Regions from separate parts of the Homo sapiens genome. Here region 1 is linked to region 2. The links are chromatin contacts, found by Hi-C in ENCODE. All regions are on one chromosome and are shown on one strand. The core of a region is the stretch at or near the end of the contact, and the rest is flanking DNA. Distances in the headings are between cores, read along the strand shown. Region 1 overlaps CTBP2 (C-terminal binding protein 2). Region 2 holds the start of FAM53B (family with sequence similarity 53 member B).

The links. Hi-C counts contacts between places; a loop is a spot of excess contacts on that map. Pooled maps may share reads with other maps.
Region 1: a map of ascending aorta shows a loop between it and region 2 (2.1-fold over the local background). The contact joins the enhancer-like site here to the promoter of FAM53B in region 2. A Hi-C loop is called at or near these places in 2 of 168 maps with a recorded cell type or tissue (ascending aorta and chondrocyte), 21 of 37 single-sample maps with no recorded cell type and 16 of 50 pooled maps.

Annotation. Positions count from the first base shown.
Region 1 is chr10:125,059,274-125,062,544 of GRCh38, reverse strand. All of the region lies in intron 2 of CTBP2 (C-terminal binding protein 2), which reads left to right. Among named protein-coding and RNA genes, the nearest start is that of MIR4296, 28 kb to the right of the region's middle. RefSeq lists enhancers at 318-397, 808-857 and a silencer at 736-937. Within about 2 kb of position 1,269, at least 31 of the 41 ENCODE cell types and tissues checked have a DNase peak (open chromatin) inside an H3K27ac peak, as active enhancers do; they include ascending aorta, where a contact is called at or near this core.
Region 2 is chr10:124,742,525-124,745,867 of GRCh38, reverse strand. FAM53B (family with sequence similarity 53 member B) reads left to right here and starts at 1,490. Exons shown (of 5, transcript NM_014661.4): 1 at 1,490-1,855. RefSeq lists silencers at 1,252-1,391, 1,522-1,571, 1,592-1,701, 1,752-1,911, 2,232-2,441 and 1 more.

The DNA.
Region 1 (3,271 bases), core at 20-2,519, 320 kb before region 2:
CCCTAACTCTAACCCCTCGCGCTGAGTTCTGCTGCGTGCTGCCAGCGGGTGTCTGCTGTCCCAGAACCTCCCCGCAGCCTTCAGAGTTGTCCCCACGTTACAGTGTTAGAGCTTTAAACAGGACAGACTTAAAAAAGCAGATGTCCTCATCACCCTCATTTCACGTGCGTTCTCTTACAGACACACCCTACTAGGCCATTATACAGTAAACCCTAGCTTCTATTACATCAACAAATAGTTCAGTGTATTTTCCTAAAATAAAAGGACTAACATTTGCTGAGTTTTGAGAGCACCCCTGTGTCCCCCCATTCAGGGGCACCTCTTTCTAGTAGTCCAGAACCGAGGCTGGACTCAGTCGTCCCCTGCTCACCCCGTTTTCCCCTGTAGGCACCGTTTTGAGTCCGCTGGGTTCTGCTTCTCCAGCCCTGGTGGGAGCAGTCGCTAAGGGCCCTCTCGGTTTAGCAATTGAAACAGGAAGTGAAACACACAGGAGTTTAGGTCCATCACAAACTCAGGGCGTGGACGATCCCTGGGCTACCCGGCTTCGGTCCCACCTCCACCCCAGCTGTGTCTTTGGCCCGTTGTTTTCTACCCTGGGCCTCTGTTTAGTCATTTTAGATGAGGAAAGCATACCTGGTTCCTAAGACTGTTGGGAGGAATGAGTGAATTCATGCAAAGTGACGGGAACAGTGTCCAGGATGCCGTGAGCCGGGGAGCCTGCTTATTGCTACAGCTGCTCCTCTCAGTAAGGGTGTGACAGTTGCAGTGACCGTGAGGAGGTGGCACCTCACCGAGGTGCATCTGAGAACCCAGGAATGCAGGCCAGCTCACAGGTCCAGGATGCTGCACGGGGGCTCCGTCTGGCCTGTGGTACCAGCTCTCAGTTGCCTCTGGCTTGGTGTGGGGGCCTCAGGCTTTGCTGCCGTAGACGCTGTTATATCCTCCCATACCCAGATCACCTGGTGTCTGAGTCCCAGGCCACTCCTGGAACTGGGATGTGTGGGATTTGGTGTCAAACTGGCTGTTCCTTGGAGCAAGGAGGAGGAGAGGTGAGGGAGGTCCTGTTCCTGGCGCTGCAGGGCCTGTACCCCTTCCTGTCCACAGGCCTTCTCTGGCCTTCCCCTGGGGCAGCTAGGGGTGTGGAGCAGGGCGGCTGCCAGTGGAGCCACCGTCAAGGGAAGTGTGGGTGTCGCCCCGGATGCCCAGCGAGAGCTTTCCCCTGAACCAGAGTGTCTGGTGCCAACAGCGCCACCAGAGGGGGCCGTTCCACTGGAAGTCCTATCGGGAAGTATTTTTACAGCGCTTGGCTGTCCTTGCAGACGAAAATAAGATGTTTGCTTTAGCAATTTGCTTAGCCCTGAAAACATTCCTAGACAATGCCAGGGCCTTAGTTGAAAATAGTATGCTCAGCTTGCTGGGATGGTCCCAGGAAGGATGTTTTGAGTGAAAATAAAATGGTACATACCAGGGCTGTTTGCCACCGCAGGAATCCTGGGAGAGTTCAGCATTGAGGGTTGCCGGGAGCCGGGATCTAGCAGGGGCTGGCTATGGGCTGCCCTAGCGTGCACCCCTGGGGCCGACCGGAAGATTCCAGAACAGGGAGAACTGTCTGCAGGTGTCACCCTGCATGTTGCTCTTTCCTCCCTTTGCACCTTAGCACACCAGCCCCCGCGGGTCAAGAGGGGTCTCCAGCTGCGGTCCACAGTCCTGGCCTCGGCTTCGTGTCCTCTAGGTTGGGGCACCGGCCTCTCTGGGGAAGCCTGCCCGTGTGCTTCTTATTCCTCGACTGTGAGAAACTTCTTTATCCATCTGCAATCTCTCCTCTTGGCTTCCCCTCTCTCCTGGTCATGGTTCTGCCCACGCAGAATACACCCAATCCCTCTTCCGCATGACTGCCCTGCACATAATCACAGGCAGAGATGGAAACTCGGGAACGTTCCCTGCTGGGGATGAGCATTGCCATTCTCTTCCACAACACATTTGCAAGTTTTTCACTTGCTCAGAACCAGTGTTGCAGGTAAGCCGCAACAGACACACACATGTACACACACACACACACACACACACACACACACACACACGTGGGGGGAATGGAATATCATGACCAGTAGTTAAGGAAAAATGCATTTCTGTTTAAAAGCCATGTTTTAAGAAAAAGTACTTGAACTCAAATAATGACGAGTGACTTATTTCATGACATTTGTCTCTGAGACAAGGTGGCAAATAGTATGCTATGATCATTTGTCGTGTGAAGAGTGAAGTCAGAGTAACCCGCTCAGCTCCAGAGCTTTGTTTTCCTCTGCGGATTCCCTTGGCAGCATTTCTGTGGAGGATAAAAATAGCACACGGTGCCTTAAAATAAATGGCTGTGGGGAATGCTTGTGTACATCAGCTGCGTGGCCACATATGTTCACATTCTCCATATTGTTCACTCTTCAAAAGAGTGACTGGGATAGACGGTTCGAATCTGCCCGCCATATGATAACTAAAGTGACATGGAAGAGCCTTTGGCCCCCGGGAAGGATGACTCCAGGGATGGGCAGTGGGGCAGGCTCAGGTGTGTCAGACTCGTGGCTAACCCGCGAGGTCCTGCAGGTGAGCCTTTTCTGTCCTTTACCCCATTTCATCCTAAGTGTCTCCCCACAAAAGATCAGCAAAGCCAGACCCAACACAAGCTCCCAAACAGGCCCCTTCCTGACTCCCAGTGAATCCAGACAAACGCTGACAAGCTGACAGATTCCGCCTCCTGGAGCTGGTGGGGGTGGGCGGGCAGGAAATTGGCGGGGCGAGAGGGGCAGCACACTGAGCTGCCCACTGATGCAGTGTCAGTGGCCTTGGAGCATGGCTTCTGGGGTCGACGTCAAAAAACAGTGTGAAAATCTTAGCGTGGACATTAGGCTAATGGGTCCAGGTCAGGTGTGGATCAGGATGGGTTGGTGGTGACAAGCCTTGGGTCTGGAGTAAATTCCATCTAAATCATGTCACTTTTGGCTGGAGTGCAGTGATGCAATCTCTGCTCACTGCAACCTCCACCTCCCAGGTTCAAGCCATTCTAATGCTTCAGCCTCCCGAGTAGCTGGGATTACAGGCGTGCACCACCACACCCGGCTAATTTTTTGTATTTTAAGTAGAGACGGGGTTTTGCTATGTTGGCCAGGTTGGTGTTGAACTCCTGACCTCAAGTGACCTGCCCGCCTCAGCCTCCCAAAGTGCTGGGATTCCAAGCGTGAAACACCATGCCCGGCCTCAATTCACATTTCTGAAGTGAAAT
Region 2 (3,343 bases), core at 241-2,740:
TTTTTTAAGTTGACCTGATGAACTAGTAATTGTAGGAATAAACTGAATGTTTGCCAGCAGGAGTCACTCTAGGCTTCCTAATAAAACGTTAGTAAATTAAACTCTGTCCTTAAAGCTCTGAAAGGCTGAGGTGATTGTGTGATATCAGATGGCTTTAGGGAAACACTGACTCTTTTCGTTAAGCATAGCAGCATTCTTAGATTATTCCTTGGGCCTTCTTTTGTTCACCATCGGTTCTTGGATCTTGTTCCTTTCAAGATTGGTCCTTAATGCATTTTTAAAAAGCAACGTATATGGGTAAGGATATCAATATCTTAGTATGCTGTATTCTGTATGTTAGCTCATTTTGGCTTTCTAGGATGAACTGACTCTATCCCACATCATGTAACTTGAAATGAATAGACTCATATCCTTTCCACTGATTGCTGTCCATTCTAATCATGCAGCAGAACTCAGTGGAGCGAGCTGTAGTGTGAAAGGAGATGTCAGTTCATGCTTTTCTGAAAAGAATGGGTCCGGTGTGATGATATTCTGAAATATTTCAGCAATAGCCATGAAATATAATAGTTTCCCAAGCACACAAAGCTCAAGAAGTTAATTGTTCATTTATGTTTGATACTGGGATTGAAACATTGGATTAAAACCAATTAAATGTTCCTAGAAGCAACAGAAAAAGTTTCCTTATTTATGAATAGAACCATTCAAATGGCGCAGACACAATCCATGTAAAGTAATGAGGTGTTTTGTTTTTTTGGCAAAGGAGAACACAAAACAGGCATAGGGAGTTTTAAAAAAACTTCTCTTTAAAAATCGCTTTTTGGATACAAGGTCAATAAAATAACATACACCAGTAGGAAGGAGTAATGGGAAATCTAGGGCTTCACAAGGAAAACAATCCCCCTCCCCCAGGTGAGCAGCACAATGAAAATACTCTGCTTATTCTATCAGGGTTACATTCCTGAACTTAAGTCAACATCCTAAGTTACAGAACTAAACATGCTCTGCCTCTGCTTAGCAACCACAAATCCTTCCTTCGCCAGTTGCATGTATTTTGGATGTGGCTTCTGAAGTACACAGTCACAGCGCCCCGAGTTAGGAAATTTGCGCTTTATTTTCCCAAAGTGTGACAACACTTTAAGGTCCCCCCTCCCCGACCCCACCCGCCCGCTGTCCTGCACGCCACTGAAGTGATCGTTTCTTTTGAACCTCGGCATCTAACAACCCGGAAGCTGGACGCCTGAAGCCTATGCGGCCCAGCGTTTTCATCCCGGCTCGTGCTGGGGGCGGGGAGAGAAGCCCGTAGGGCCTCTGGCGCGGGGCCCGGGCAGCCGCGGTGGCGCGGCCCAGGCCCGGGGCCACTTCCCGCGTCCCGGGGCCTCGCAGGCGCGAGCGCGGCGAGCGGCGCGCGGCTGAGCCCGCAGGACGCCCTCTAGCCCCGCCGGCGGCGCGCCGCGAGTCCCTCACTCCCCGCCCATCGGCGGCTGCGCGCACTGCACACTCGCCTGCCGCCGCCGCCGCACGCCGCCTGCCTCCTGCACGCCGCCGCCGCGCCTAGCGCCCGGGCCCGCGACACCGCCCGCTAAGCGCCGGGCCGAGTTCACGCAGCCGCGGTCTGGCGGCTCCGCGGCGGCGGCGGGTGCGGGCGGCCTGGCCGGTGCCGGTTAAAGGGACGAGTTGCAAACACTTCAGGAAGTGACAAGTCGATTTCCTCCTCCCCGGGAGTCGCTCGTACAAAGCGCTCGGCGCCGGCAGGCGAGCGTGCGCGCGGCGGACGCGCGGCGGGCACCCCGGACGACTTGGCGAGCGCTGGCGGTGACGGCGCGGGGTCCGCGCCCGGAGCGCCCCGCCGCGCACAGTAAGCGACCCGGGGCCGGGCGGCGGCGGCGGTGGCCGGGGGGCTGGCCCCGAGCGAGGTCCGGGCCGTGTGCGTCCCGGCCGCTGGCTGGAGGGAGCCCGGCTCGCGTGCGCAATGGGCTTGCCTTTTTTTTTTCTTTTTTCCTAATGTTGCTGGTTTCCTTTTTTTCTGCCTTGTTTCGCCTTTGGGTTGGGTCGGGCGGTTTCTCCGGGCGCTCGGTCTCGCCCCTGATGCAGGCGTGAGACTTGTCAGAGCACAGGCATGGGGAAGAACAAGCCTGGCTGCGGCGGAAAAGTCTGCGCTCCCCAGGCCAGGGCGGGCGGGCGCGGGGACTGCTGCGCCCGGGGGTGTCCTCTCCGCGTCTCAACTTGAGCCCTGACTAGCCGCTGCGGAGGAGGCGCGGAGTCTCGGGAGCCGGGCGGCCCCATTCGCCCCGAAGTTCCCGCATCGTTTGCAGACAACTCTTTTGTTCGCGGAAGTTTGCACCCGCCACCCCCGGGGTGCGGGAGCGAGGCGGCGGGCTCCGCTGCTGCTGGACTGTCCGGGGCGGTCAGGATGGGGGTGAGGGGGCATTCTGTCCCGGGCGGGGGAAGCCCGCGGGGAGGCCACCGCTGGGGCTTGCGGAGTGGGGGCGTCCGCGCCGGCGTGGCTTTTGCACATGGCGAGAAGGGCCGTCCGGCACAGGCACACTGGTCGAGTCACATTTTTGCTAGTCTTGGATTTTGCAAGCCCGTGGGAGTCAGGTTCCCCGCTCAGGGTTTCTCTTGGGGCAGAGACGAAAGAAACGAGGACACCCAGAATCCGGGGAGGGTTTGCGGTTTGTGTTGTCCCAAGTGTGTTCTCGCTCCCCCCGCCCCCCCACCTTGTCCCCCAGCCCCCAGCTCTCCACCCCCATTTTCGGACTTGGGGAACAATGCTTGTAGTACGGGCCGGGGCGCCGCAGCAGCGACGAACCGCGCGGACAGGTTTGCCCGGGTCCCTCGCGTTCGGACGCCCCCTGAAGCCGAGCTCCTTCCATCTGACCGCCCGGGCTCATTAACACGTACTGTACTTAGGACGATGGTGAACAAAGAAAAGCTCTTTGCAGCGTTTGATGAATGGGATTCTGCCTCCTATAGGCCACACTCCGAGTCTTCCATACGGTACAATCTCCGGACTCGGTGGTGTTAGGAAAGTGGCCCCCGGAATGGCTTGCATTCCGGGTCTGGGATCCTGGGGTGGGCATTTGTGCCGTCGCCTTCGCCGCCGCGCTCGCCTTGCAGGAGCGGGTGCAGATGGAGCCAGGCTGACGGTTGTTCAACAGGAACAAATGTTTGTTCAATTGTTGGATGGTGGAGAAAAGGGACTGTTTCCTATTGACTGCTGCAGGAGTTGGAATGGCATTGTTTATTGGCCTGGGAAGCCAGGCAAGCGTCTTGTGCTGCTTACAACATATTAGCAGACTTCCAAATGACATGCTAGCATATGTGTTCCCAGCAGTCCCCACCG